Regions from separate parts of the Homo sapiens genome. Here region 1 is linked to region 2. The links are chromatin loops, found by intact Hi-C in ENCODE. Cell type or tissue: MCF 10A. All regions are shown on one strand. Each heading gives the region's core, and the rest is flanking DNA. Links, peaks and the distances in the headings are about the cores only.

Region 1 (16,268 bases), core at 5,116-13,115, 610 kb after region 2:
ACAAGCAAAACAGATCAAGGAAACGAAGCCAACGTTTCAGGAAGACGACTAGGAAAACCGAGGCAGTAGAGAAAGAGTTGTAGGTTTGAAGAGAGAGGAGATGTGAAATAATCATTTGGGAGAATGGGAAATGGATCATACTATAAAACTCAGTAGGACTGGTGGGTTGCATTGAGACCCCATTTGAGATTTTCCTTTATAAATCTTCAGACTCATGTGGGGTTTTTTTCCCATAAATATTTAATGGCTTGGATTCTGACAGAGTAGGCAAGAATTGGGGATAGAGTGGTAGTTTTACCAGATGAGTATAAAGAAGGAACAGAGGAAGAAGAGAGTTGACATTATTGCAAGAGAGGGATTATAAAGATAGACCATAAGCTTGAACGTGGGTAAGAAAGATAATGAAAATATGGAAGGCAACTGAAAGTGAAAGGTAGGAGGACTCGAGGCTTAGAGTCCTTGTTGGAATGGAAGAATGCTGGAAGGAAGTATCAGAGGAGACAAGCTAGAAGGAAAGGAGGCAGTGACTAGACATTAGTTTGCTTAAAGCTGAGATTTTAGATGCACTATAGACATCGATGGAGATGTCTCCACCATTATAAGGAAATAATGACAATTATTTTGAAAATAACGTTTAATATTTATTAGATATGTACTAGATGCCAGACCTTCTTTTAAAAACCACTGATGGGCCAGGCGTGGTGGCTCACGCCTATAATCCCAGCATTTTGGGAGGCTGAGGCAGGTGGATCACTTGAAGCCAGAAGTTCAAGACCAGCCTGGGCAACATGGCAAAACCCTGTCTCTACTAAAAATACAAAAATTAGCCAGGTGTGGTGGCTCACACTTGCAAACCCAGCTACTCAGGAGGCTGAGGTATAAGCATTGCTTAAATCTGGGAGGTGGAGGTTGCAGTGAGTGGAGATCACGCCACTGCACTCCAGCCTTGGTGACAGAGCGAGACTCTGTCTCAAAAAACAAATAACAAAACAAAAACCATTCATGCAGTATCATTTCTCCTCACAAAACCTTAATTTTACAGATAAGGAAACTGAGGCATGCCCCAAATCATACAGCTAACAAGTAGCACTGTTGGGGTTGAAACCCAGGCTGTCTAATACAGAACATACACCCTTAACCAGTCTGTCACAATGACTAGAGGAGTGGGTAGCTAACAACAGCAACAGAAAGAGGTATTGTATGGTGATTTTCTTTTTGAAGGAATGTAGAGGAGAGAGAATGAGGTGCAAATATAGGATGGCTAGTCCATATCCAGTTGTTGAGATATGTCAGCAAGGTCAGTCTGGTTGAGGGATGTCCAGGATAAGGATGAGATGAGAATTTGAATGTTGACACAAAATCTGGAAGGCTTGGGCTTCTGAGAGCAATGGAGGCAAATGGAAATTAGGTGCCTACTAGACTGGTCCTGTCATTCTCTTCAGATGGGGGAATATGGTGCCCCTAGGCAATGTTTCTCATTTGCAGTTCCAGGGACATGATGACCCAGGGATGAGTGAAGGATATCTGCTGATCAAGTGTTAGGGACTCTGATAATATCAAGTCTAGGAATTGCTTCCATGATATCTTTGCATGAAGATGCTGAAAGGGGCTAGAAATTTAGGGACAAGTTTAAGGATTATTGAGACTCTTGTAATCTGAGAAACAACTTCCTACTCTGAGTCAATCATTAGGAATTCAGGGTTATTACAGCATAGATGAGTAAATAAAAATTGATATTCGGAGAAACTAGGTCATGTGATACCTTAAATAATTAGGGGACCAAGAAAGGGTAAAATCCGGGGAGTCCTATAGTGTATTTTCTTCTACTTCCAATACATTATTTTGAGGAAATTGTTTGTTTTGACTAACCAGAGATTGAAGCAGTTTCCTGGGTAATTTAGGAAAAATAGACAAGTTCGCAAAAAAATAACATATCAGTGGGAGTCTACATGCCAAACTCGTCAAAGTTCTTATCCCTGAAAAGGGAAAGAAATATGATTTGTAAAAATGTAGTTAATGGAGACATTAGATGTACCTGCCGTGTTTCATTTCCTGGAGGGACTTGGGAAGAAGAATTATAAATGTTCAAAGTTATTCTTTTGGGGTAGTAAGAATGTGAGTGTTTGTTTTATTTTTCTGTATACTTTTCTTCAGTTTTTTAACTCTTCAGAAAAAAATAGGAAAAGCAGCCTGTGAAATAATTATTAAAAATTATTAAAAATATATTTCAATAAGGAATCATATGTTCTAGGTAAAAAGCTAAAAGGAAATGTTTTATGGAAACATAAAAATTAGGTTACAGGACATTTTATTTCAAATAGGAGATATGGAAGACTACATTTGTCTTTTCCTCTTCCTTAAATTAACTGCCTCACTTTTTTTTAAACTTATGACACATGAGTGCACAACCATGACCAATTGCAGTGAAACGTCACTTACACATGCCCATAGTGAATGCTTGCACAGGCATGCATTCACTTTAAAAAGTGAATGGCCAAAAGCCCTAAAGTAATCATGACCTTGCAAAAAAAATTAATCCTCCAAAAACGTTACACATAAATTTATTTCACTGGGAAACAAAACAATCCAACAAAAAAAACGCATCATATATATAATCAGGACCCAGGTTTTTATTTCATCAGCAAGCTGGCCATCATTCTATAGTCCTTCAAAGATGTATTTGAGGGCTGCTTAGAAATGGAGTGTGACACATACACATTTTACTTCCAGGTGAATAAGGCTCTTCTGAAAGGTGCTGAGCCCAAGGCCCTGGACAGGGAAATTTCACTTATCGCCACATAATGATGACTTGGATAAGAGCAGAGCATATTATCAGTGCCTAACGGGTGTAATATGTAGGCTAAAGCCACTCAGAACCCACAGGATAGGCAGAAAAAAACAGATTAGAACAATGCTCTTCATGTCTGTTGAGCACCTTCAGCTGTCTGAGGAGATCATGAGGGGGTTCTGTCTCTAGGACTTGGGCCGCCTACAGAGTGGAATTAGGATCTGGGTTCAAACCAAGGTTTAGGTTCAAATCCTGGATCTTCCACTTTCCATCCATGCAACGACTGTGCAAATTACACAATCTCTCTGAGCTTTGCCCTTCACATGTTTAAATGTGGCAAAAAAGGCCTGCTTTGTAGGGGCATAGTGATACTGAAATGCATAAATTTCCTAGTTTAAAGTAGACAATCCATAGAGTTCCTCTTCCTTCTCAACAGCAAAGAGCTAACAAAGCATTCATCCAAAACTCTCAAGAAATTAAGTAATAACATCTTAGATGTATTCGGCAGGAAGCTTATCTGATACTTTACTCTCTCCCATTCCCTATTCCAGAAAAAATTAGTCAACTTCATGAGGATTATTGTACAATAATAATAACAACAACATCAATAAATGTGTATTGAATGCTTTAAGCTGTGCTGGGCCTTTTGCTAACTATTTCTATATTTTATTCCATTTAAACCTAACATCTGCCTAAGGAGGATGTACTCCAGTATTCCCATTTTTGGAGGAAGAAATAACCTAAGTTTACACTACTAATAACGGAGAAAGCTGAGACTTGAACCCAGTACTTTTTTTTTTTTTTTTTTTGAGATGGAATCTCACTCTATCGCCAGGCTGGAGTGCAGTGGCACAATCTCGGCTCACTGCAACCTCCACCTCCTGGGTTCAAGTGATTCTCCTGCCTCAGCCTCCCAAGTACCTGAGACTACAGGCGCCCACCACCATGCCCAGCTAATTTTTGTATTTTTAGTAGAGACAGGGTTTCACCATGTTGGCCAGGATAATCTCAATCTCTTGACCTCATGATCTACCCACATCGGCCTCCCAAAGTGCTGTGATTACAGGCGTGAGCCACCACGCCCAGCCTGAACCCAGCACTTCTGACTCCAGAGGCTACCTGCCTAATCACTAGGCTATGCTAGTCCATCATAATTAAAAATAAATGAGAGGAAATTCCAGGACCACTTTTCAGAAAAAACAAAATATGCAAGGGCACCTCTTCAAATCATTATGTAAATTTTCTTATGTGAAAACTAAACATTATTTCTTACTGTTTAAGTCCTAATTTTAACAGCTTTGATACCACAGGTTTTGTCACATCATCTTGATCAAAGTGAATTACCTACAGTTAATAGCTGCAAACTGATGTTGAGCTGCACTTGCTATATCACTTTTGAAAACACAGTCAACATATAAGTAGAACTTCTCAAGGAACAAGCCAGAAAAATACCTTTGTCTTGCATCTGTTCATTTTCATTGCCAAGTAAATAAATAATCATCTGCTCTAGTATAAGGTTTATCAACTGCCTGGATGCAACAAGAATGAGTTAAATTCCAAGCCAAACCATGTAATTAGTTGAGTCAGGTACACAAGGATAATCCAGACAGAAGTGGGCTTAATAAATGGCTTTTATTTTAATTTTCACTGACAGAGCCACTAACGAAATACATTCTCTACTCTCTTCCTCCTTCTTCAAGGAAATTCAGATATGCCTTTATCAGCATTAACTAGCTGCTATTTCACTATTAAAATTATCAAAACCAGGTATATCAGGCTTTGAAAATGAAGTTATGAATGTTTAATGCCTTTGTAATTAGAAGAAAACAAGACATTGGTGCCAATGCATTCATTTTATTCCCAATTACCAATTTTGTGGGGATGTATTTCTCCTCTTCTGACCAATGTCTCATATCTTACTGGCCAGTAGACAGCTCTCATTTTACCCAACTAGAAGTGTTTAGAAATGATGATATTAATTAGAAGCTAAAAACCAAATTATATACTTATCATATTGAATAAATATGAAGGTGTTTATGAATTGGTGTGTTCTTTGGAAGAAAATTAATTGTTTAGATGCATAATTCAATTAACAGGTATGAGTAATGGCATAGTATCTTCATTTTGTGGAATAGAAAAGCAATTGCACCCTGAAAGCTCTTGACACCATTTTTTAAATATTAAAATTCTCTCAGGCTATGAACAAGTATAAGGAAAATTTTAGGTGATAATCAATATTGAGCTTTCACAAATATGTGGCATTCGATTATGGTAAAAATATGGGAACTATTGCTCTGTCATTCTCAAAAAAGTTACCATTAAGTGGCTTGAATATTTTTAATTTTCACATTTAAACAATATGTTTCTTGGGATTTATGATCACTTTTTGCTACATAGGTATCTAAATCAAAGATGACCATGCCACTGCACTTGTTGCCAGGGACAGGCGGCCCCTTGGGATCACACTCAACATTGTCTATGACAGAGTTCCTCATTCTGCCCACCACTCCTATCCTGAACTCTTTGTTGTTACGTTCACACATTTTGCAGTTGCATACTCCTCATGTTGTTTGTGCTATGCTTTCTGCCTAGAGACTTTCCCACCTTTCTTCAGTTCACTATCTTTTAAGAGTCAGCTCCAGCTAAACTTCTCAAGTTGGGTAAGATGCTCTGTCCTGTGGTTCCATAGCACTTTGTGCATACTTCCATTATTGCACTTTTTATTTAGATGGCTTTCCAACTAGGGTGTGAACAATACCTGACTCACGCTGGACCAATCAGTCTCTTCTCTGAGAACCTGGAATCAGGACACAGAAATTCTATTTCATCTTTTTTAGAGACTCAATCTGAGAGGCCTTGAAAAGCTGGGATGGAGGTGACTTTACACTTACCAATTTAGGGAAAGCCAGTCTTTGAAGAGGGGAGGAAAGAAAGACAACATGGACTAAAAGCAAAGAGAAGCCACAGTCCATCAAAAGGTGAAAAACAAATCAGTTTGACATTACTATTTGCTGTGTTCAGAAACTAAGATTATATACCCACCCTTGGTTTCTATGAGATTCTCCTGTTTCCTTCCAATAAAGTCTTCATTTTTGCTTAAACAGTTTTGAAAGCATTTTATTTTCTAACAAGCAAATGATTACTAAGACATTATAAGCAGAAAGTGATAAATATATGTCTGATAACTAAATGAATCAATGAGTGCCTTTTAATGTATTAGGTCAGCAGGAGGAGTCCCTCTCAGCTCCCAATACCCAGCAGATCTTCAAACTTTTTACCTGCCATTGAACGAATAACAATTTTTAAAAGAAGAAAAATGGCAGTGCAGTTTCATAGAATCTGGATATAGAAGGAACTTGGAAGGTATGCAAAAACATTACCTCCTCCAACTGCCACCACTTTAGAGTTCATAATCATCCTATATCATAATAGAGCTCAGGTTTCCTAGCAAACAAGCCATTTTTTTTTCTCTTCCACCTAATGTGCTTTCTTATACTTTTGACTGAACCACAACCAGGGAAACATCTGTGCTGCGATATTAGCTTTCAGATGAGTAAAACCAGAGTGGTTCTACAACCTGCAGTTTTTGAAAAAGTAGCAATGAGTGTCAATGATAAGAGTTCAGATCTTAAAGACATTCTATTCTCTTTGTTTTCAACCATGATAACACCAGTACCTTCTGATTAAAGGATCAGAGGGCCTCTCAATCTCAGCCTTTCTAAGTGTTTCTCCATCATTTAGAATTACAAATTAGAGTGGTTTAATGAAGCATTATTGGAGTGAAATAAGCTGCATTGGGGATAAGATTTTGCATAAAAACAAAATTACAGTTATCAAATTAAATCCTATGAAACTACTAATGACACTCTTCACAGACTTAGAAAAAATGATTTTAAAATTCATATAGAAATAAAAAATGTCTGATATAGCCAAGGCAATCCTAAGCAAAAAGAACAAAGCTAGAGGTATCACGTTACTGACTTCAAACTATACTACATTGAATACGTGTGGCTACAGTAACTGAAACAGCAGGGTACTGGAACAAAAACAGACACATAGACCAGTGAAGCAGAATACAGAGCCCAGAAGTAATTCTGCACACCTATAACCATCTGATCTTAGATAAAATTGACAATAAAAAACAGGCAATGGCAAAAGCACTCCCTATTCAATAAATGGTACTGGGATATCTGGCTAACTGTATGCAGAAGTTTGAAACTAGACCCCTTCCTTACACCATAGACAAAAATTGACTCAAAGTGGATTAAAGACAAATCTAAAACCCAAACTATAAAAACCCTGGAAGATAACCTAGGAAATACCATTCTGGACATAGGACCTGGCAAAGACTTCATGATGAAGATGCCAAAAGCAATTGTAACAAAAATCAAAATTGACAAATGGGACCTAATTAAACTAAAGAGCTTCTGCACAGAAATATAAACTATCAGCAAAGTAAACATCCTAGAGAATGGGAGAAAATATTTGCAAACTATGCATCTGACAAAGGTCTAATATCCAGCATCTATAAAGAACTTACACAAATTATCAGCAAAAAAACCACAACCCCATTAAAAAGTGGATAAAAGACATGAATGGACACTTTTCGAAAGAAGACATACAGGAGGTCAACGAGCATATGGAAAAATGCTTAACATCACTCATGATTAAAGAAATGCAAATGAAAACCACAATGAGATACCATCTTACACCAATCAAAATGGCCATTATTAAAAAGTCAAAAAATAATAGATGCTGGCAAGATTGTGGTCAAAAGGGAACACTTGTATACTGCTGGCAGGAATGTAAATTAGTTCAGCCATTGTGGAAAGCAGTTTGGCAATTTCTCAAAGAGTTTAACAGAATTACCATTTGACCCATCAATCCCATTATTGGATATATACCCAAAGGAGTATAAATCGTTCCACCATAAAGACAAATGAATGCATATGTTCATTGCAGCACTATTCACAATAGCAAAGACAGAATCAGCTCAAGTGTTCATCAATGGTAGACTGGATAAAGAAAATGTGATATGTATACACCACGGAATACTATGCAGCCATAAAAAAGAATGAAATCATTCACTTTGTTTGTAGCAAAATGGTTGAAGCTTGAGGCCATTACTCCAAGCAAAATAATGCAGGAACAGAAAACCAAACACCACATATTCTCACTTACAAGTGGGAGCTAAACACTGAGTAGATATGGACACTAAGAAGGGAACAACTGTTACCAGGGTCTACTCGAGGGTGGAGGGTAAGAGGAGGATAAGGATCAAAAACTCCTATCAGGTACTATCCTTATTGCCTGGGTGATTAAATGATCTGTACACCAAATCCACATGACACACAATCTACATATATAACAAACCTGAATATGCACCCCCTGAACCTAAAAGTATTTTTAAAAAACATTTTAAGCCAAAAATATATACATTCTTCATACTTGTTCCTCATGCAGATCACATCACAATTTCTTTCACAGTCACAAATAAAAATTACTTAAAGGTAAATGCAAAGCAAAAAATAAAGATCTATGATAAAGAATTAACTCAGTTACATAAAAAATCTATGATAAAGAATGTAACTCAGTTACATAAAGCTCTATGATCAATAACTAAAATGCATTGATTATTCATTAGGTTCAGAAAGATGCCTGATCCTAACCTAATACTGACATTATCCTTCCACTCACCCAACTCTAAATGGTTGTTTTTGATTTGTTTTGCTTCTTTTTCAAATTGTGATAAATTAATTGCCTCCATCTCCTAGAAATCCAGATTTATGTTCTCTTTAAATATTTTACCAGTACTTTGGAGGTTAAATTTTTAAGGGCAAATATTTAATGTGGGTCTCCCCATGCAGACACCTGCTTAGAATGATTTCAAAATAAATGTGCATTTTATAGATTATATATAAATAAAGATAACTATGACTTGCATAATGTAAACAGTATTAGTATTTGTAAATTCTAGCTATAAAAATATCTTCCTATGTCAAAATAAGGTTCATCTACCTAAAAATGGGTAAACTATGTCTTTGTTGATTTCTTGCATTTCAACTTAGTGATTTGTTTATTTAACTAATGCTGTTTTATTCAGCAGAGACTTTAGAGATGTCAAACAGGGTATTTTTTTCAAGCTGTTAGTCATAGAAAAATAAAGAATAAACACAAGCAGGTATTTTCAATCAATTCTCATCTGTTGAATAATTACAACCTTCTGTGAGGAGTTAGCATTAGCATAAGCTTCCCATGCACATTCTAAACACTGGACTTTATAACATTACCCCAGAATACTTTTCTTTTCATTATCTATTTCTTTATACTCTGTGTTTTCCCTTTCAAAGGTAAAAGCTCATAGAAAGAGTAAAATATCTTATATCATAAACATGTCAAACCAAGATTATATTATTTTCCCTACTTAATTCAATAAGTAGAGAAAGAGGAAACATTGTAGAAACAAAATGGTTCTTAACAACGATTCTTCAACGTTGATTTGACACAAAACAAACATGGGGAAATCCTAGCACTACCGCTTATAAGCTGATTTTATGTACCAGGTTGTTTGTTTTAATTCTTTTTTTTTTTTTTTTTTTTTGGACGGAGTCTTGCTCTGTCACCAGGCTGGAGTGCAGGTGCACGATCTCGGCTCAATGCAACCTCCTCTTCCCAGATTCAAGCGATTCTCCTGCCTCAGCCTCCAGAGTAGCTGGACTACAGGTGTCAGGGGCACATGGCAACATATTCAAGCTTATGTACATGACATTTGAGTTCGGGGCATGGAAAAATACTGAGGCACTGTGTGTATGTTATTTGTGCATGAGAATGTAACTCCTTGACCCTGAAAACAGGACAAGAGTGGAGTGTGTGATAAGGAACGCTGAAAACAGCCTCCTGAGAATGAGGTTTGAGCGCTTTTACGAGGCCATAGGTGTCTCAGGACCTGACCTCAAAAAGCCATCTAGCGGATGTTTGTAGTTTAACAAGTTCTTTCAATAAATACTTGACAGAAGGATGGATTCTGTGGTGGCACTCTCTCAGAAGAGCTGTCCCCTCCCCACTCAGCTGGAATTGTCTGAGAACTCATTCTTGGCGTTCTCTGCAAGCTATAAGCTTTGCAACAGGTGCGCGCCACCAAGCCCAGCTAATTTTTGTATTTTTAGTAGAGTTTCACCATGTTGGCCAAGATGGTCTTGATCTCTTGACCTTGTGATCCGCCCGCCTCGGCCTCCCAAAGTGCTGGGATTTCAGGCGTGAGCCACCGCCAGTGGCCGGCCAATCCTTTTTACATACTACTTCATTTATTCCTCACAACAACCCTAAGGTGTAGGTACTAAAATTTTTGGCATTGCACACGTGAGGAACTTGACACACAAAAAGTTTAAATGATTCTCCCTAGATCATGTTTCTGGTAAATGGTGGTGCAGAATAAAAACCCAGGCATTCAGGCGTGAATGAGTCCATGCTCTCAAACACTGAATACCGCCTACTTCATAGGCTTTTGTTAAAAAAAAAAAAAAGAAAAAAAAATTTAAATACAGTTGACTGTTGGATGACTTGGATTTGAACTGCGTGGGTCCACTTCTAGGTAAATTTTCTTTTACCTCTGCTACCCGGACACAGCAAGACCAATCCCTCCTATCCCTTCTCCTCCACAGCCTACTCAGCATGAAGATGATGAGAATGAAGACCTTTATGATGATCCATTTACACTTAATGCATAGTAAATATATTTTCTCTTCCTTATGATTTTCTTAATAGCATTTTCTTTTCTCTAGCTTATTTTAATGTAAGAATACAGTTTGGGAGGCCGAGGCTGGTGGATCACGAGGTCAGGAGATCGAGACCATCCTGGTTAACACGGTGAAACCCTGTCTCTACTAAAAATACAAAAAATTAGCCAGGTGTGGTGGCACACGCCTGTAGTCCCAGTTACTCGGGAGGTTGAGGCAGGAGAATCGCTTGAACCTGGGAGGCAGAGGTTGCAGTGAGCCGAGATTGTGCCACTACACTCAAGCATGGGTGACAGAGTGAGAAAAAAAAAAAGAATACTGTATGTATTAATAATACATATACAAAATATGTGTTCAGTATGGCTTCTGGCCATTAGTAGGCTATTAGTAGCTAAGTTTTTGGAAAGTCAAAAGTTATACATGGATTTCCAACCATGCAGGGGGTGGGGATCATCTCCCCTAATCCCTGTGTTGTTTAACGATCGATTGCATATGTTAAACAATCAGCATAGCTTCTGACCTTTAGTAAGTACCCAGTCCAGGGTAGTTATGGTGGCCACCGTCATGGTTATAGGTTGATAATTATGATAGTTAATCACAATTCTTGTTACTGGATTACAAACTAATTTTTATATTTTAATTCGCTTTTATATCCACAATCTCATTTTCTGTCTGCTGAAAAAGAATGGCCCTCTTTGTGATTTTTAAAATTGCTTCAAGCATGTGTTATTTTTGGCATTCTGTCACAAGCCCTCTACAAATATAATATCAGTCAATGGTCAAAGAATGTGATACATAATTTTTAAGAAAACAAAAACTGTAGAGTTTTTTAACAAAGTAATTTGGTACTATAGGCATTTGCTGCCTGATCTAGAATTACATTAGCATGAGAAAACTATCACTATATCTCCTGAGTTTTTACAATATAAAGATAAACTGAGATTATTTTCATTACAGTCACAACTTTTCAGCATACTACATTAGAAAGAAGAAATAAGGAGAGGAGAAAGAGACAGACAGACAGACACACACAGACAGAAGCTGAACAAATTATAAAATACAAATCTCTAAGTTGTATTTTGCAAAAAGGTAGAAAGATTTTTGATGATCTTAAAATCACAGCTTTTAATCAAAGATTAAGAATTCCAAATAGTAAGCATTTAGCTGATGGAAAAGCTTGAAGCGTAGGTTACTCCACAAAGAAGCTATTCTGACACTGATGAAATTGCATGTCAACCAGAAATGCCTACATTCCAGTAGTATCTCTTTAAATATATGCTCCTGAACATATATTAGAAAGTGGATGCCTAACTTTAATCATTTTCAACTGAGAACAGAATGAATTTATCTTCCTTTGTCTGAAAATCATATGGGTGTTGAAAATTGCCAAGCTTCAATATCCAGTCAACATTAAGCAAAATGAACCAAGGATAGCAATAGCTAGAACCATTACCAAATGCTACCCATAAATTAAAGAAATGTTGTCTCCTTAGCATGTGATTTACTTGGAAAGCTTTTAGTGCTAATTTCTAATGGATGCCAAAAGTTATTTTATTGAGACGAAGCATTTTAGTGTTGAGTTCAGTTCCAGTACCAATGCTGTTTCCAATAAGCTTTCAGATGAACACTTCAACATAATTCCTGTTTTGCTACATATTCTGGGGACTCAATTAGAAAGAATGACAACATTCCTGCATTCTCTGGATTTCACTATAAAGGAATTTGAGAGTCCAGCTTGGGTAAATCAACCAACCCAAAAAGCACTGGAAGCAGGGCTCTTTAAGACTAAACCCTTTCCCCTGATGATAATCGTCAAAGGAAGTTATCTCATAACTAAGAAAGCTAGCAATACCAATATAATACAGGTTTTATAAATTTCCTAATGGCTTTCTTCATTTTTGTTTCTCCTATGATACAATAAGGTCATCTGGGCATGATCCTAGTTAAATATTTCCTTCCCTACTTAAGAACATTTTCCTGGGCATCAGTAATCACCCAAACCCCTCCCCAGCGCCTTCACATACACTAAACATGTCTCCGCCTCAAGGTACTAAGTGCTAACAAAGTCTATAGGCAGCTCATTTTATTTAAAATAATTAAATTATAAATAATATAAAAATTTTGTACACTGGATAAAGACTGGAAAAGCCTATAGAAAGATCTGAATTATTGAATGAAAATGATAAGATATATTATGAAAGGTGTTCTGAAAAATTATATATATGTATATACACACATACATTTTTCAAGACAAGGTCTTGCTCTGTTGCCCAGACTGGAGTGCAGTGGCAGGATCATAGCTGCTGTAGCCTTGAACTCCTAGGCTCACGCAATCCTCTGGCCTCAGCCTCCCTCTCAAGTAGCTAGAAATACAGGCAAGGGTGCCCACCTAATTTTTAAAAATTTTTTTTGTAGATACGGGTCTTGCTACATTGTTCAGGCTGGTCTTGAACTCTTGGCCTCAAGTGATCCTCCCACCTCAGCCTCCCAAAGTGTTGAGATTACAGGTGTGAGCCACTCTACCTGGCGGAATACATGATTTTTAAAATAATCAGGTTATACTGACATCCAAAGAGTGACAGCTTTTCTGAGAATAAATGGACATACATATTTGCCTATGGCACAGTAATGGAGGAAGAGACCACTATTATAAAAGAAAGAAAAAAATAGATGAAATTGTAACAAATTTTCATATGCTGATTGTGGACTAGTCTGTCAGTTGGTAATCTCTGGGAGACCCAGAATTAAAGCGCCTGTTCATTCATCAAGTTTTTTCCAGAAGTCTCTATCACATGCTCACAAGATGGGGCAGAGATGGTGCCTGGAATAGCCCTCTCTCAATGGGACATGGACACTAAACCCCATCTTACATGAAGTAAAATCAGGAAGACAGTGGGTATAGAGTAGGAAACTCTCCTGCCCCTGGTCTCTAACAAAGGTACACTGGGGTGGAGGGAGGGCTAGCAGCAAAAGCCACCTGCAGCTGAGTGAGGGATGGGAAAGCTGCTTGAACCCAGCGTCCCAAGCCAATATTAATAAAAAGAGAGGCCTGCCACCACTGGGAGAGTGGTCGGACACTTGCCCTCACTCAAGAGCTCCTTCCAAGACCCCTCATTCATAGAGAGCAGACTACGGCTGTAGAGGATGAGGAGGGTGTGTAGTGAGGTCAGAAGTCTGAAGCACTAAGAAAGTACACCTCCTAAAAGCATGCGAGCAAGGCCTTCCTAAGACTGAGGCTAAATAGAGAGAACCAAGAGAACCTTGAATCTCCACCAAATAACATGCAACAGCAATCCACTGCTTGGGATGGAACAAGACCGTGGGAAAAAAAAAAAAAAAAAAAACATGCAGCTCAGGCATGCAGGGCCTGCAGAAAGCTGAGAGCAGAACAGAAACACTGAAAAGAGCCCTGCAGTCATACAGGCCTCACTCTAAGCACAAAGAAGCAGCAGCAGCCACCGCTGAGGAATTTGAAGACTGGTGCACTGAGAGTAACTACAGCAGCATCAACAACAAACCCAGCTCAACCACTGATAACAACTGAGGGCCTGCCAGAAGAAGCAGTGTGCTCTTTTCAGCTGTCATTAACCCAGAAATGACTGAGATGTTGAAACTATCAGTCAGCAACTTTAAAAGAACTATAACTTATGTGTTAAATGGTTTAGTGTAAAAGGTGGACAACATGTATTAATAAATGGGAAATTTCATCAGAGATGAAATCGCTAAAAAAGATTCAAATAGAAAATCCAGTGTATACATAATGGAGAATTCTTTCCAGGCTTATCAGCAGACTGGACACAATAGAGAAAAGAATCAGTGAACTTGAAGATAGGCTGATAGAAATTATCCAAACTCAACCACAAAGAAAAATAGTAAGGAAAAAAGAACAGATTATCCCAAAGATGTGGGGCCATCAAATGGTCTTGCATACATATACTTGGAGTACCAGACAAAATATAGAAAGGGGAGGACAGGACAGAAAGAGTATCTGAAGAGGTAAGCTTCAAAATTAATGAAAGAAAACAAACCATAGATCCAAGAAGTTCAGAGAATCTAAGCAGTATAAATACCAAGCCAAGCACATCACAGTCAAACTGCTAAAACCATACATAAAGGGAAAATCTTGAAGGTAACCAGAGAAAAAAAGAAACATTTCCAGCAGAGGCACAAAGATAGGAATTAGCACAATTTTTTTTATCAGAAATCATGTAAGCAATAGACAATGGAATAACATCATGAAAGAATTGAAGGGAAAAAATCTGTCAAGCCAGAATTCTGTTTCTAGTGAAAATACCTTTCTAAAATGAGGGTGAAATGAATTTTTTTTTTCAGACAAACAAAATCTGAGAGTAATTATTTGCCAGTAGTCCAGCATGACAAGCAATGCTAAAGGAGGTTCTTTAGGCAGAATGAATGTGGTATAAGATAGAAATTTCTATTTACACAAAGAAAGAAAGGGTACAGGAAAATAAAAAATGTGGGTAAATATAAAAGACATTTTTCCTAATTTTAATATCTTTAAAAGATGATTGTCTGAAGTCAAAATAGGCACAGTATCTTTTGTAAAATATATGGGAACAGTAGGACAAAGGACAAGACAGAGGAAATGGAAATAAATGATAGTAAGATGCTTACACAATACGGGGAAGGCCATATTATTGAATCTGGACTGTGGTAAGATAAAGATATGTAATGCAATAGTTAAAAAGGAGACTAACTAACAAACTGATATAGTTTGGATATTTGTCCCCTCCAAAGCACATGTCAAAATGTGATCCCCAGTGTTGGAGCTGGGGCCTGGTGGGAGATGTCTGGGTCATGGAGCGAATCCCTCTTGAAAGGCTTGGTGCCATCCCCATAGTAATGAGTGAGTTATTGCTCTATTAGTTCATGCAAGAGCTGGTTGTTTAAAAGATCCTGGCATCCCTCTTGCTTCCTCTCTCATCATGGGACATATCTGCTCCCCTTTCACCTTATTCCATGAGTAAAAGCTTCCTGAGGCCTCACCAGAAGCCAAGCAGATGCTGGTGCCATGCTTGTACAGCTTGCAGAACTGTAAACCCAATAAATCTCTTTTCTTTGTAAATTATCCAGCCTCCAGTATTTCTTCAAAGCAACACAAAGCAGACAAATACATAAGCCAATAGGAGAGGTGAAATAGAATCATAAAGAATTCAAAAGAAGACAATAAAAGGGAAACAAATGAACAGAGAACAAATAGGGCAAATAGAAGACAACTAGTAGGATGGTAAAATTAAATATAAACATATCAACAAAGAAATTAATAGTATAAGCACCTCAATTAAAAGGCAAAGATTGTCAGATTGGATGAGAAAAAGCAAGACCCAATTACGTGCCGTCTAAAGAAAACCCACTTTAATATAAAGACATAGATAAATTAAAAGAATGGAAAATATATACCATGCAAATACCAATCAAAAGAAAGCTGGAGTGGCAATATTAATAGCAGAATATTCCTTAATGTTCTGAATAAGGAACACTACTGTTGATAAAGAGAGGCATTTCATGACACAGGAGTTAATTCATCCAGAAGAAACGATAATTCTAAATGTATACACATCTTATTACAGAGTTCAAATACACAAACAATAGGTGATACAACAATAGTTTTGTTGATTGGTTTGGTTTGTGCCACTACTCAAATGCTGTGACAAAGTGACTGCACCCTTGGTACCCATCACCACCACCACCTTTCTGCTTCCCCAAGTTAAGTGATAATGGTC
Region 2 (16,268 bases), core at 5,091-13,090:
AAACATATTGAGCACATTGCAGTTGTTTGTCACTTAATGACAAAGATACCTTCTGAGAAAGGCGTCATTAGGTGATTTTCCTTTTGGCAAACATCATAGGATATAGCCACATAAACCTAGATGAAATAGTTTACTACTACACACCTAGACTATATGATATAGCCTATGGATTCGAGACCACAAACCTGTACAGCATATTAGTGTACTGAATACTGTAGGCAATGGTAACGCAGTGGTATTTGTGTATCTAGACATACTGAAACACAAAAAAGATGTAGTAAAAACACGGTATTATAATCTTATGAGACCATGAGACATCATCATATATATGATCCATCTTGGACCAAAATGATGTCATGTGGCACATGACTGTATTTGAAAATGTAACTATTTAACATATGATTAAAAATATTTAAAATTATCGTTTTACTCTTTTAAAGTAAGTTCATTCTATGTTTCCCAGCTAGATACTACTGGACACCCTAGAATATCATTAAGATCAGAGCTTGGGCAATTTGGCTCTGAAAAATATCGTGCTTGAATTCACCACCTACCAGATCAAAGCTGTCAGCTGCAGGGTAATTATCCCATTAACCCCTCCCATTTGTGTAATCGTAGGTCATCTTTTTTGTGTGTGTTTCCAAGAGTGATCAGTTTCCACTTAACAGTAAAACCCGTTAGGACTTTGTTCAAATTTTAATCACTACACTGCTATTTTATCAGTGCAGAGACTGAAAATCAGTTAGCTAAGCAAGGGTGGTTCTTTAAAAACATGTTGGATCATGGCATTTCTCTGCTCAAAGTCCTCCAAAAACCCTGACTCATTTGGCATAAAAGCCCAAGTCCCTACAAACTCCTTGAAGGCTGCATGATCTGACCCTGCACCCTCTCTGACCCTAGCTTCTCCCATTTCCTTTTCTTTGCTCTCTCCTTGCCACGCTGCCTCCTCACTTTAAACAACAGGCGTGCTCAAACCTTAGGGCCTCTGCACGTGCTTGTGCTCTTTCCCTATTTCGCCACATGGCTCACTCCTTCAGGTCTCTTCTCAAATACTACTTTGTAACTGAGGCCTTTCCTAACCACCTGAATTTAAAACTTTAGCCCTTATTGCCTGGCATTCCAATCTTCTTTCTCTTTTTTCTCCTTAGCACTTATCACCAGCTAATATATTTTATACATATACATATGCACATATGCATGCATTAAACATTCATGTATGTATGTTTGTATTAATATATCAACTCCTCCTCCTCCTTGTATTAATATATCTCCTCCTCCTCCTCCTTGTATTAATATATCTCCTCCTACTAGCACCATAAGAACAGGAATTTTTGTCTTCTTGGTTCATTACTGTATTCCCAGTGCCTAGCAGGGGATATGACACATAGGATGTTCGCCATAAATGCTTATAAAATGAATGGATGAATGAATAAATGAATGATGGCGAATCGTTCATTGCATTAGTTACAGATAATAGTCCCCCAAAGGTCATTTTCAATCTTTGGGAAGACTCACCCAAAGGTAGTGTTTTTCCTTTGGAAAAACAAAACAAAGCAAAACAAACAAGTTTGCTTTCCAGTAAAAAATTAGGGAGAAAAGGTATATTAGACATAAGAAATAGGAAGTAATATTCTAAGTAACACTTTAATCTTGACAGTGAGTTAAACTGGGAAGAAATTAAGCTATACTGAGCTACTGAGCTTGAACAACGATTTAGTTCCCATAAACAGATTTTACCTGCTGTGGGATACTTCCATTAGGTACATATGATTTTCTTCATGGTTAGAAAAATCATAAAATCTAATTTATACAGATTTATTTTTAAAATAGCTTCAGGATATTCAGTATCTAGATAATGCAAAATGAACATAAACTGAGCTATTTCACTTTTAAACTGCCATACTTTTGATATTCAAATGATTTCAAAAAGGAAATTAACAATAGTTCCTCAATCCTTTAAGAAAGAAGACAGAGAGAGAAAACACAGGGGGAAAGCCCGGTCCACATGGGAGTGAATTATTCTCCTACCTTGATGTGTTGGATGCCACCCATGTTCATCCAGGCCTGTGCTTGGTCTGGGTTTAGTTGCACAGCCACTCTATAGCTCTAAATAAATAAGAAATATCCTCAGGTTAGGAAACAAACCTCCAAACTCCAGGATTGCAGAAACCACTTTCTTCACGTGTGAAAATTTAAAGTAGTAATACAATGAAACCAGCCGCTACTAGTTCACAGGAGACCCTGCTTATTTCTATTATTTTTCAAAGTTGATGATTCTAAAGTGGAGGAAACTGAAATGTATAATTTCCCTGCAGAGCTGACCTTTGGACTTAGAGAGACTGAGGATGCCTGCAGGGAATTCAGGTGATTTCTATTATATCACATCATTTTTAACTGGCCTTGACCTGCAAGAAAATTGTACTTTCTGGCCTTTTTTCACTGCAAATGGAATTGGTAAGAAAATTCTTTTTATAATAACAGAATTTTGGAGTAGTCTTCTGAACAGTTTAACCCTAATGCAGTATCCCCTTTTACAATATAACTGACCTAGTCGTTCAGCCTATGCTGAAATTCTTAAAGTGGATCACCGCCTCTTTAAGAACATCTACTTTACTAGGGGATAGTTTTATTCATTAGACAGTCTTTTTTCCCCTGCCACATGAAAAGTCTTCAAATGTTTAAAGAGAGTTACTTATCCCTCAAGCACTTTCTTTGGTCTGAATAACATGTATCCTATTAAATGTAGTATCAGTGATGTGTGGTATATTTTTAACATTATGCATGTTTTGTATCAAAGGTGTGCTCACCACTGAGTCTCAAGTGGTCACCTGAAATAAAGCCACAGGTTAAGGGTATTGCCTTTAATTACAAAGCTAAGTATTTGTGCACATATTTTAATGTTCCTTGCTATTTTCATTAGCAAGAATATGACCAAACAGGTCCATCAAATAAAATCTGGTCCATTCTCCTCTACTTCAGTTTTAGGGGAAAGAAAGAAATGTTATGAAACTATACCTTCAAAAAGCTGCTAAAATAAACCAAAAGGGTGTGTCTCTTGGATTAATTTATATCAGTGAAGATGGGAATGTAGTGTAGGAGACCTGGATTCAAACCCTGACACCGTCTCTTACCCACTTCTGTGACTTTGAGCAAGATATGACCTTTAAGCCTGAGTTTACAAAACTATAAAATGATGATAATGACCATGCCTTTCTTATAGGATTCTTGTGAAGATTAAGTTACATAATACATATGAATCATGCACAGAGTGATAATACATTTCAGCTGTTATTATGAATCAATGGCCATATATATATATATATACACACACACACATACATATTCACAATTAAGTTATTAATAATGTTCACATTCGTTATAAATAACTTAAGAATGACGATATTGAAAATGTTGAAAAGGCAGAGAAAATCCTACAAATTCTGAGAAAAATGCCACAATTTCTGTTTTTGATTAAAGGATTCACATTCAAATGAGCTTTCCCAAATATCTTTCCATGTGTTTTCCAATAATATTTAAAAATCCACTCACTTATTTCCCAACACAATTGTATCATTTGAGATTTTACTTTTCCTATAATATATTTAGTATAATTTTATGACTTCAATAATTTGTGGCTTTACCAGATATAAGGAGAAAGTATGTAACATTGTAACATTTCTATTTCTACTTATGTCTTCTTGAGTTCAACCTGTGAATAAGTTTTATTCCAAAACCATAGATACTGAACACCTTGTAAGATGCAAAACATTGTTTTAGAACAGAGAAGGATGCAGTCCCTCTCTACAAGGAAAGTCCAATCTAACTGGGGAGATAAACTATGCAAGGATTTGTGCGTGCCTGCACACACAGAGACACACACACACACATACGGGGGTTAGGGGACGGACCTAATAATACAATGTAATATGTGACACTTTCAAACGACTGGTACCTTCATGAGACAGTCCATGCTTTTTAAGAGTTCAGAAGAAGTAAGGTCACAGGGAATAAGGACGGTTAGGGAGGGCTTCCTAAGGCAGGAGGACAAAGACTGTATCTTGGTGGATGAGTGGAAATCTCATCCTCCAAGTCAAGAGAGGGCATTTCAAGGACATGTGGGAATGTCCAAGGCTTTTCAGGTACTAGTCCAGCTGGAATAGAAGGTCTTGCAGGCAGAGACACAGACAGAGAGAAGCTAGTTTGAGGCCAAAATGTGGAATGCTGTCAACATCAAATTAAACATGATTATTCAGAAAAATAAATGCGCAACTCTGATTCAGTCAAGGGCCAGATGCTCAATGATAAAAAATAAACAAAACTTCGTCAATTAGTTAAAAAAAACTCACTCACTCCATAAACATACATGCCAGTGATCTTAGATCTTACTGTACATGTTTCCTTAAAGATCAAAAGACAATTAATTTTAATCTGTGAATTTGATGATATAATTTTATGATGAGTTTATACCTCAAAAGCTTTGTCGAGAAGGTTCTGCTCTCTTAATTGGTTTCCTTTTGTGAAAAAAAGTTCAGAAATGACTTTTGGGTCCTTTGGTTTCAGCTGGAGAGCCTTGTCTATAGCATCAAGTGCCTGCAGAGGTTGGAAATTAAGACAGAATAAATGCAGATTAGGTAAAGAAAAACTTATTTAACTGATCAAATTTATACTTTTTGTTCCTATGTGTCAGCAGGTATGGTATGTGACAATCAAAGTACAATTCTTGGTCAGGCGTAGTGGCTAATGGCTGTAATCCTAGTACTTTGGGAGGTTGAAGTGGGCAGATTGCCCAGTAGCTCGAGATCAGTCTGGGCAACATGGTGAAACCCTGTCTCTACAAAAAAATACAAAAATTAGCCAGGTGTGGTGGTGCACACCTGTAATCCCGGCTACTGGGGGGGCTGAGATGGGAGGATCTCTTGAGCCCTGGGAGGTGGACCTTGTAGTGAGGTGAGATCATGCCACTGCACTCCAGCCTGGGCAACAGAGGAAGACCTTGTCTCAAATATATATACATTCTTCATTATCTTTGATTTTCTCACTGGGAATTAGTGGCCCTGACAAAATAACTTTCTTACACTCCAGTTTTCCCACGTATCGATGAGTGGCAATAAAATATCCTTGATTACTTTACAGGGAGGTGGTGTGATACAGTTGAAAGAAAACAAGATTTGGCATCAGACGTTTTCCCTGACCATGTGTTCATCTGGACCACCCCACCAGCCCCTCTCAGGTCCTAGTGACCATTCTGCCCCCAGCACCCACTGACCCCACTGCAGCCAAAGATCCCTTCAAAGCAAATATCTGATCATGTTCCTCCTCTCCACAAAAACCCAAAGCTTCTCCCATGGTAAGGAACAAAACCCTTGGCCTGGCCCCAAGGAGTCTCCTCCCAGCAGCCTGTGCTTGCGTTCCTACGGTGCTCCTGCTCCCTCACTCCCATTCCTCAGAGAGGCCCCTCACTGCTGCCACAGGGCTTTGCATGTGCGTTTCCCTGCCCAGAATCCTCCTTGCTTCTTCCTCTGCCTAACAACTCTTATTCTTCATCCAGCCCTCACCTCCACATCACTTTACAGGGAGACCTGGCCTCCCAGACTCATCGGGTCCCCTGATTATATGCTCTTTGGGAGAGGTAGCGCTTCATGATATTCCTGGGCACAGCTATCACTCTACATTTGTTTTGTGAGTACCTGTTTAATCTCCTTCTCTATGGGTTAGCTCCATGAAGACAAGGGCAGTGACTTTTTTTTTTTTTTTTCATACCACTTTATTTCTGATGCCTACTACAGTGGCCAGGACATAGTGGGCCTTCAACAATTACTTCATTGAGTCAGTTTATAAATTTACTGATTATGTGACTTTTAAAATGGAGATAATAACAGTTGTGACATTGGGTCACCCTGTGTTTCCTTCTTATATATTGTTTCATGTAATCTTCCTATATATTCCTCTTCTATATTGTTTTATGTAATCCTCATAACAACCCTGTAAAGCATGGTTGTTATGAGGATTACATAAAACAATATATAAGAAGGAAAATACAAAATAATAAAGCATATAAATGTTGGTCTTGATCTTTATAGACTTAGCTGAAAACAAACTAAGACAATACCACATAAAAGCTTTACACCAAAGATAAGCCAAGAAAAATATTATTACAAGGGGACATCTTAGGTGTTAAGGGGATATCTGTGAAAAGTTTCCAAGAGATAGGATATGCTGACGGATAAGATTTAAGATTTCCCAGGCTTATAAACACGCAAACTGGAGAATCACTTAGGTGCACCCCATGTTTAACCTATGAATCCAAAGAACTCTAAACAATGTCCTTCTTTACCTTGTCGTGGTTCTCCTGCTTGCTATAGATGGCTGACAAGAGGCGATAGCATTCAAGGCATCCGGTCTCCTCTGACACAATGTGATTGGTCATCTTTTCAGCTTCTTTTGTCTGACCCATCACGGCCAAAACCTGAGCCTACAAAACCACATGGACCTTGGCTTAGCAGAGACTTCATTACCTTATCAAATAAAGCATCCCTGAATAGAAGCATTCAGAACGCACTCCTGACAAACATGCTCAGCATCAATTTAGTGACTCATAGAGAAGGCTGAATCACCAGTTTTCAGGTTTTGACTTTTTGCTGTTTGTTTCTTTATTTAGTTTTGTGCATGCATTTGTGAGTGAGTGGCAGAAACACTAAATATATCCAGTGAAATGGCTTGTGGCTTTTAAAAAAGGTTGACCAAATAAGTCAGAAGAGAAAGAATTTCCTCTGATTTCATCAGAACAGTGTGTTTACAGCAAGATAACAAATTTGATTTATTGCACATCTAAGGAAAAGGATGAGTGAAGTTCCAAACACTGAAATAAAAATTTTGTTGGTATGAATGTTAATTTTCCTGAGTCTAATAAATACACTGTGGTTATGTTAGAGAATGTCCTTCTTAGAAACTATTTGCAAAGGTATTTAGAGATAAAGGGGAATGATATATACAACTAATTCCCACATGGTTCAGGAAAAAAATAACACACACTAATAATAGGTATATACAAACATACATATCTAAATATGCACACATATACATGTAGGTACATATACATCTACATATGCATACACAATGGAGTGATAAATGAATCAAAATGTTACAAATCATTGGAGCTGGATGAAAGGGTATATGTAAATTTTTTACTATTCTTGCAACACTTTCATAAGTTTGAAGTTATTTCAAAACAAAAATGCAGTATTTTTGGTGTCCATGTCTTTAGAGAATGGCTCTAACATTAGCTGTATGAATATTCATACAGTGGATATATTACGGCATTCCAGCTCCAGTTTTGAGGCGTGAGGACTACAGCTCTCTCTATGGCTGCCTGTGCTTAGGTTGCCAGCTTCATTTTCTTTCATCCTACTCACCAGTGCCAAGCGGAGCTCCCTCTGAGAAGGCTGAAGTGCTGCAGCTTCCTGGTAAATCTGCAAAGCCTCTTCGTATCGGCCAGTGTTGTAATACAGTGCTCCCAAAGGTGACAATATCTCAGCTTTGTGTGCCACCTGCAGGGCGCTGAGTTTGGAGAAAATCTAAATGACATTTCTCTTCTAATAGGTACATTTCCAAATGTCTAGGCTTAGATTTAGGGAAGACGGTCCATGGTTTGAACCTCTGCTCCAATACGGTCTTTGTTTTTATATCAATAACAAGGTTTTTGGCTTTTTCTTTTTTTTTGAGACAGAGTCTCACTCTGTCACCCAGGCTGGAGTGCAGTGGCACAATCTTGGCTCATGCAACCTCCACCTCCCAGGTTCAAGTGATTCTCCTGCCTCAGCCTCCTGAGTAGCAGGGATTACAGGTGCCCGCCATCATGCCCGGCTAATTTTTGTACTTTTAGTAGAGACGAGGTTTCACCATGTTGGCCAAGTTGGTCTTGAACATCTGACCTCAGGTGATTCGACCATCTTGGCCTCCCAAAGTGCTGGGATTACAGGCATGAGCCACCGCACCTGGCCAAGAACAAGGTTTTTACAAAATGATCATGATGCCATAGTTGGAACGTAAGAATGTCTTATTGACCTATCAATATGGAAACTGAGCCCCAAGGGTCTTTCTCATTAATTATGATGAATTTGTTCTCATGTGTGCATAGTTTTTCATGTATCCTCATTTTTTAAATTGCTGTTTATGATTGGGGTTGCAATCCATGGCTTCAGAAAACAACAAACTGACTAAAGTGGGAATTAAATTTCAACCTTGGTTCAGCACTATAGTCTAACCAGCAAGCCAAAGTCATGAATTATGATCCCATTTATATTGTGGTTGCTTTCTTTGGAGATAAAAATTTGTATCACCTGAATTGGCAAAATTTGCTAGTATTCTGAGAGCACACCTATTCTGATTAACTAAGAAGCTGATGAGTGATTGCTGAGGTTCCTGGGCAACTTATAAAGAAAAGAAAGGGAACTTTACCGCTTGTACCATTCTTCAGCCATGCTGTTCTCTCCCAGTGACCTGTAGAGTCTTCCCAAGTTCACCATGGCCACGTGATGACTGGGGCTAAGTTTGATGGCCTGCTGGTAATGGGCCACTGCCTTTTCTGGTAAGCCTGTAACCAGTGACAGGTTGGTAAGAGCAGAACATGCCTTTTTATAAAAGACATGAACATTTCACTTTCTCTTCTGACTTATAATTCTTTCTCATTATTACAGAGTTATACCAAAATTATTCAATATGCAAATTAGCTTGCATTTCAGCTTCTCATCCTGGCCATTGCCTAACTTTGAACAATTTCACTGTTCATTCATACTTCCAAAAAAATTAACAAAAAAGCAGTAAAAACTAAAACCTATTGTTTTAATTATATATATTATTTTAGTCGAAATTTTTCTGGTCATCGCTCTTGCTAATAGGATGCCTTCAGATTATTAGTGATTGTTATTTATCCAAGATATAACTGGCTCTCATTATATAAAAAATAGAACAGGCTACTGTAGAAATAAAACTGTCCAGAAGCAATTTCTAAGGGTCTGTCTCAATGAACTATACTTCAACATAGCAATTGAAGCATTACTTTAAATAACACATATCAGCTCTATAGTGAAAATCTCTTTTAAAATCATGCACTTTCATTTGAATGGCACTTAATTAATAAGACTTACAACATAATAATGCCACCATGCACTTGTCCAATGCATTATATATTTTTAAATACTTACATTTGTATGGTTTTTGCAGGTATTTTTTTATACAATTTAGCTGCCTTTTGATACTGTTTAGCTGTTTATCAGGATTTAAGAGATATTTAAAAAACCACACACAAAAATTTTCCACTTTACAGATATAGACACTAAAGTGCAAAGATATTCAACAGACTTGATAAAGATCCCAAGGCAAGTGAGAGTAAGGCCAGAAGCAGAATGAAGGCCCTCTACTCTGATAGGTTTCTTCAAAGTAGCTTCCTGGTGAAACTATATTCAGTAACTACACTTTAGAACACTGTGAAATTCTAAATAGAATGGAATGTCTATTATCTACACAGAAATCTTTTCAAGCGTATCTGTTTGAATACAAGTTTGACTAGGAGGTCCCTAGGAGCCTCTGTCTCTGGAGGCAGAGGCTCAATGTCATAGGGTGGTCACAGAGTTATCATTTTTAGGGGTGTGGTGGGGTGGGACTGTTGTTGAAGTAAAAGGAGGAGGGTTAGACCTGCCCAACTAGAGGTTTCTTCTAGTTTTTATATTTTTAAGACAGTTTATTATTATGTGGCCAATGAACCAGCAGGTGGCACTACACAACAATTTTACACAGGCAAAAATAAGGTAAGTTTCTTAGATGTATCAGAATGTAAATTTTATATTCTGTAAAACAAGAGAGCTCCAAATATCCTTGAAAATAAAACCCCTTTAAGCATTTCATATTGAAAAACTAATTAAACTAAATTTTGCTGCAGGGCAGCTAGTCTAGTAATCAACAAGAACAAAGTGGTGCTTTGGCCTTACATTTAAATATAATTTCATTACTTACATTGCATGCCAACAGTACAGAGGCACTACATAAGTCATAAAGAAAAGAGAATTCATGCCCAGTAATGTTTTGCATTAAGTAAGATAAAGTAAGTGTATTTTATATAGCACCTGTCATATAAGAGCATTGTATCAATTTTAATAATGCAGTTTCTAATGTACATCAAGGAAGGAATGATGGAACAATTCTGGAGGCTTTTAAAAAATATGTTATAGAAAAGTATTTACCATCTGCCAGTAACTGCTTTCAGAGGCAGGTTTTGCATCATTGTAGAGAAACATTTCATCATCATGGATTTATAAATATATATAAATAATATTCAAAGAAGATTGGGACTTATTAAATCATAAGGCTACTTCCTGTCCCCTGGGGAGTTTTCCATAGAGAAATGAGTATGAGAATGGCCAGATTTTACTGAATCGAGCTTGAAGATCTAGAGAAATGACAGCCCCGAGGTATAATGACTGTCAATAGTGTGAGCTTCCTGCCAAGCCCAGTGAATTTTACTTCTGAGGATTATTTGCCTTCCATTTTGCTTGATAAATTGTATTAGCTAATCTCAGCAGTACAGTTTCTCTTTAATTTCACTTACCAGTATCAACTAAGAAAACCCCATAGTTGTTGTGTAAATCTGAGCTGTCTGGACAGTTCTTTATTCCAGTTTGGTATATTTCTTCAGCTTCTTTAAACCGCTCCTTTAAAAAGAAAGAAACAAACAAAATAAGTGAGAAAGCTTTCTAAAACCAACAATAACTGAATATTAGGAGCAGGAAAAGCAAAAAAAAAATAAATCTTACTAAGCACCTAATATACAACAGGCTACTGAGATAAGGCACTATGAACTTTGTTTGAATTAAAGGCAATATTAACTGTGTACAAAATACCCAAAATTCATATCTGTATTTAGTTCCCTTAGGGCGAAAAAGATGATGTTTTCTCAAATGGGACCTTTGGAAGGATATGGACCTGTACAACATGCACGCCTACCGGGGAAAAAGGACTGAAAATAGTTGTTCGAATAGGATGCCCTTCACCCCGGTGACTCTCCATACGAAAACGGGGGATGCAAAAATGGTGGAATGTTTTCAGAGGTGGCAATGTGGTTGGGAGGCAGGGCAGTCTGGGGAATTTGTTTTCTAGCTGCATTTGGATAGATGACTCTCTTTTTATCTATATACTGTACTGCTTGTTTTGGGAAGTTTTTGAGGGAAGTAGAGAGGGGAGGCAGATGCAGATGTTGGGGAGGGCTCTGCCCTATCCTTTCATTACTTGAAGTATGTCTACAGCCCACCAGACTGGTGGCTACTTCCCATACTCAGTCCATGCTTTCCACCTCTGAGCTGCTCCCTCCAACAGGTTTATATGTCCCCTCAAGGGTGTACCTCCAACCTGTGTGGCAAGGTTCAGGTCGATCACCACATCTCTCATTCTAGGGCTCCAATTCTAATTGCCCTTGTGTTCTCTTTGTCTAAAGATTCACTTTAGCAAACTTTAGTAATTCTGAGTTACTTTTTAGGTACATTTTTCTTTTTCTTTCTTTCTTTTTTTTTTTTTTTTTGAGACAGAGAGTCTCACTTTGTCGCCTTGGCTGGAGTGCAATGGGGCGATCTCGGCTCACTGCAACTCCTGCCTCCTGGGCTCCAGTGATCCTCCCACCTCAGCTCCCTGAGTAGCTGGGATTACAGGCATGTGCCACCATGCCCAGCTAATTTTTGTATTTTTAGTAGAGATGGGGTTTCCCCATGTTGGCCAGGCTGGTCTCAAACTCCTGGCCTCAAGTGATCCGCCCGTCTTGGCCTACCAAAGTGCTGGGATTACAGGCATGAACCACTGCACTTGGCCCTTTTAGGCATATTTTTCACAACCATTAGAGACTGTTATGTCACACTTACTTTTACTATACAGAAGGTGAAATTAATTAATCAAAGGTTCCCAGATACTAAGACTTATTTACCCACAAGTTAACAAAATGTCATCTTTTCCTAGTACAGCTGCGATGGTCATGTAAAATAAGATGATTTGGCACAAAGCACATGCCAGCTTTAAAAAATACATATATGCCCTGAGTATGGACATTTTCCAAAACCTTATCTCAAGTTACTCCTACCAAGCATTCAACCAGACACATGACAAAGGAATGTAGAGCAACAATTTCCTGAGACGTGGCACCTTAAGCTTGTGATTATGTGTTTAGATATTTACATTGAGGGCTGAACAATAAGCCAAGAAGCCCAAATCTGATTTGACCCAGAAAGGGACATATACTTTACACTCTGTAGAATGACCAATGCCATCTATTTGAGTTCCTACATTTAAGTAACATTAGGGAACAAGGTGTGGTTTGTCAAACTTCATCCACACTCCAGCAAAAATAAGGATCCATGTCTCTAAATATATGTTTTTTAATTGCCAAACTCAACAAATTATCAAATTCAAAAAATTTAAAGATGAATTAAAGTCTCAAAATATTTCCTTTCAATCTATTGAAGAGAAGCTTTCTGAAGCTCTCGTCCATTGAAGGACTGACAATGTGTGTGTGTGTGTGTGTGTGTGTGTGTGTGTAATGAAGACAGGCAGAACAGAAATTATATAACAACCTGAGAAAATTAACATCTAGAGAGTACCATAGGGTGTATATTCATGTATCCATTCATTCCACATGCATTTACTGCAATGGCTATAGAAGTATGACATAGTGGTTAAGAACGAGGCTCCCAAGATTTGACTGCGTGGATTCAAATCCAAGCCCCACCATCTACTGTCTGTGTGACCTTTCTTACCCACCATGTGCCCCAACTGTAAATCAGGGACAACAATCATACTTATCTTATAGGGTTGTTTTGAGGATTAAATCTATTAAAACATTTGAAACACTTAGAACAATGCTCAGCACATGGTCAGCACGTTGGTTTATCATGCTGGTCTTTATCCTTACTTATCCAAAATCTCATAGCTACATGGGGACAGAGAATAGAAGCTAGGTTTTCAGTGGGCCAATGGGGAATTGGGGAGCCCTGAATAAAAGCAGTATTTTTGGAAATAAACAAACATGACTGGCATAAACAGTTACACTTTTGGGTATTTGTCCATCTGTTCATCCATCCAACCTGTCCCTCCCTCCCTTTCCTTGACAAATATTTCACGAACACCATTGTTAAAAGAAAAACTTTAGACAAATTAAATGTAACAAAGTTTATTTGAGCAAGAAAGAGTTCACAGATTGGGCAACCCCCTGAACCAGAACAGGTTCAAGGAGACTTTGCCACTGCCATGTGGTCAGGGAGGATTTACAGACAGAAAAAGGAAAGCGACTTACAGAAAACAGAAGTGAGGTACAGAAATGGCTGAATTGGTTACAGCTCAGTGTTTGTCTCACTTGAACATAGTTTGAACAGCTGGCTGTCTTGATTGGCTGATTGGTAGGAGAGAAATAGGCACAAGGTGGTCTGTTTATGCATCCAGTTAGGTTACAGTTTACTAGGTACAGAGAAACTTTTAGGGCAAGCTTAAAATATGTAAGGAGGCAGTTTTAGGCTACATTTAACAATGCTCCCCTCAAAATTGAGAGGTGAACCAAAACTGTAGGCATTGATTTCACTCTACCACTATCGTAAAGGCACTTATTTGGTCTTAAGTTTTACTGGGAAATAGCAGAACAGTGAGCTTTGTAAGATGGTTTTTTTAGGTTATTTTTTTGAAAGAGAGTACAGGGGACCTCTCTGTGTTGGAATCTCTTGTTTTTTGGAGGGCAGAAAGAAAATTCGCGTCTATTTTAGGACTTACCTGTTTAGGATTTTTTTAAAAAATTTTAATTTGATTATGTCACACTTAGCATGAGTGACTCTATTTTGGTTTGGTCTGGTCTGCTGGGGCCTATTGTATGAACTCAGTCCAAAATAATGGCATCTCCTAATTTTGTTTAACAGTTTCTTCCTTTTGGTTATGATTTTACTTAGGTGAGTGTGACCATTAGGCTTTTAACGCCATTCTCAGTTACCATTATTTTAGGGTTTTGGTCTCAGTACATCATTTATTGGTTATGATGTCTTTATGAGAACACTCTTTTTTGAGTTTTTGTCATCTCAATTAAAGAGAGACCATTTGACATTTTACAAATGGCTGTATGTAACCATTGAAAACTTTTGAGGGAACATAGTGTGCCAGAGAGACAATTATAATGATCAAGAAGATCAAATCAAGAGTTTGGAGTATGCTCCTTAGTCAGCATCTCCATGAACCAAACCAACTAAAATGAAATAGATCAAAGAATGAGCCAGAAAAGGAGTCTACTTGTTTTAATCAAGCAGTCTGTTTATTAATACCCTACAACCAAATCTCTGTAATAGTCAATGCATTTATTTACATGTAACAAATAGAGTCAGTAATGGTACAGATTTTTTTCTGTTTATCCAGTAGACAATCTAGAGTAATTTTATTATCCAGCACAACCTTAGCAAGAGAATTTAAAGATGACTTTTGTGTAATCAGTCTTTGTAGTACAATCTGTTATGGAGCCTATTATGAGGGATGAATTGTAATCATTATCTCCTTTAAATTATGGGAAAAGGGGCCTAAGAATTATGTCTAGAAGAGTGTAAAGAAACTCCATGTTTAAACTTCACTAGAAGAGTGAAGGCCCCTGGCAGTGTTGTTTTAAACCTATGATGTAGGTTAAAAGGAATGAACCAATGTTCTGGTTCTGACTGATTATGGAAGAATAAAGATGCCATTAAATGTTTTTGCTCACATTGGTCCTGAATCTTTTCTACCCAGGCATAAGACTGTCAATGTATAATGCTGGCTGCAAAGTCCTCTACAAATAAAGTTATACCTCATGATGTACACAAATCTCCCTTTTTAGTTTTATTGTTTATAGAGGCATAAGCAAGGAAAAAATTAAGAGAGGTAAGAGTCTGATGATAGCAGAAAAGTCTTGATCTGTGATCTTGGGAAAGCTGTCCATGTCTAGGATGCCATTTGTTTTGGGGAGAAACTTTCCTGATTAGCTTTATCTTAAGGTTTCAAATGGGTGTATAGGTCAAAGAGTCTGGAGGGCCCTTTTCAGTTGTGAGATTATGAACCTAAGCTTTGAGGTCCCAAAGTTTTGCTGTAGTGTGGGTGGCAAGGGCAGTCTTTTTTTTTTTTTTTTTTTTTTTTTTTTTTTTTTTTTTTTTTGAGATGGAGTTTTGCTCTGTCACCCAGGCTGGAGTGCAATGGCAGGATCTCAGCTCACCGCAACCTCCGTCTCCTGGGTTCAGGCGATTCTCCTGCCTCAGCCTCCCAATTAGCTGGGATTACAGGCACCCATCACCACACCCAGTGGCTAATTTTTGTATTTTTAGTAGAGACAGGGTTTCACCATGTTGGCCAGGCTGGTCTCGAACTCCTGACCTCAGGTGATCCACCCGCCTTGGCTTCCCAAAATACTGGGATTGCAGGTGTGAGCCACTGTGCTCAGCAAAGGGCAGTCTTTTTCTGATATCATTTTCAGAATATCCAGTCTCTGGGTTTTAGACCATGAAGGGTTTGATTGTCCACAGTCACTGATCATGAAAAGCCTTTTTTTTTTTTTAAATCTAGCGAAAGTATACTTTGGCATGATGTATTAAAGCCTTGTAGCATTTAGTCATATCAGAGTTTCAGACCAGAAAGTAAATGAGGTTTTGTTATTAGGGATATGGGCCCTCTACCGACTATTTTAGAAAGGCCAACTTACGTTTTCCCCTGGAAGTGGATCTGATTATCCACTGTATCCACTGTAATACTTTTGAATAAGACAATCTAGTTGAATCAGTTACCTTTGCCTAATGCTATTGTATCTGAAATACCTTATTTGTTTTACAACTTGTCCAGTGAATCAAGTGCCTTTTATTGCTAGAGATTTTTCTAGGAATGTCCCATGAGGGAAACACACTTTCTAATAATGTTTTAGCTACTATTACAGCCATCAGATTTTTGTATGAGAAAGCTTTCATATAACCAGAAAATACGCATTAAAAATGACAGTTGAATGAAATTTCTCTATAAATGTTTAAATGGCCCATCAGGTAGCAGAAATGTACCTGAAGTTTTGATTGTCTTCCCAGGATTATGAGTTTGACCACCCAAATATTAGTCAACCATTTTAGCAATTTAGAATAGTCACCATACCAATAAATACTTTAAAAATGTAACCTGGATCAGTTTATCCCTCCTATGATGAGTGATGGCATACAGAACTTTTAACAATGAAAGCTTGAAGGACTTTGGAAGGACCA

What was found. Peaks named below come from ENCODE experiments on the same cell type or tissue, not always from the same donor. Only the 100,000 strongest peaks of a DNase experiment are listed, where the experiment ranks them.
Region 1: a loop joins it to region 2, with 8 times the contacts of the local background. A loop is called at or near these places in 5 of 110 quality-filtered maps.

The regions. Positions count from the first base shown.
Region 1 is chr12:30,124,702-30,140,969 of GRCh38, forward strand. No RefSeq gene overlaps it. Among named protein-coding and RNA genes, the nearest start is that of LINC02386, 160 kb to the right of the region's middle. In MCF 10A, for the core only: a CTCF peak has its summit at 9,745; a DNase peak (open chromatin) is centred at 9,740.
Region 2 is chr12:29,510,015-29,526,282 of GRCh38, forward strand. It overlaps TMTC1 (transmembrane O-mannosyltransferase targeting cadherins 1), which reads right to left. Exons shown (of 18, transcript NM_001193451.2): 12 at 10,604-10,706; 13 at 8,458-8,593; 14 at 7,413-7,557; 15 at 6,335-6,472; 16 at 4,468-4,590; 17 at 2,029-2,106. LOC105369714 (a long non-coding RNA gene) reads left to right here and starts at 9,717. Exons shown (of 6, transcript XR_007063258.1): 1 at 9,717-9,806; 2 at 10,919-11,049. In MCF 10A, for the core only: a CTCF peak has its summit at 9,780 (motif pointing right); a DNase peak (open chromatin) is centred at 9,777.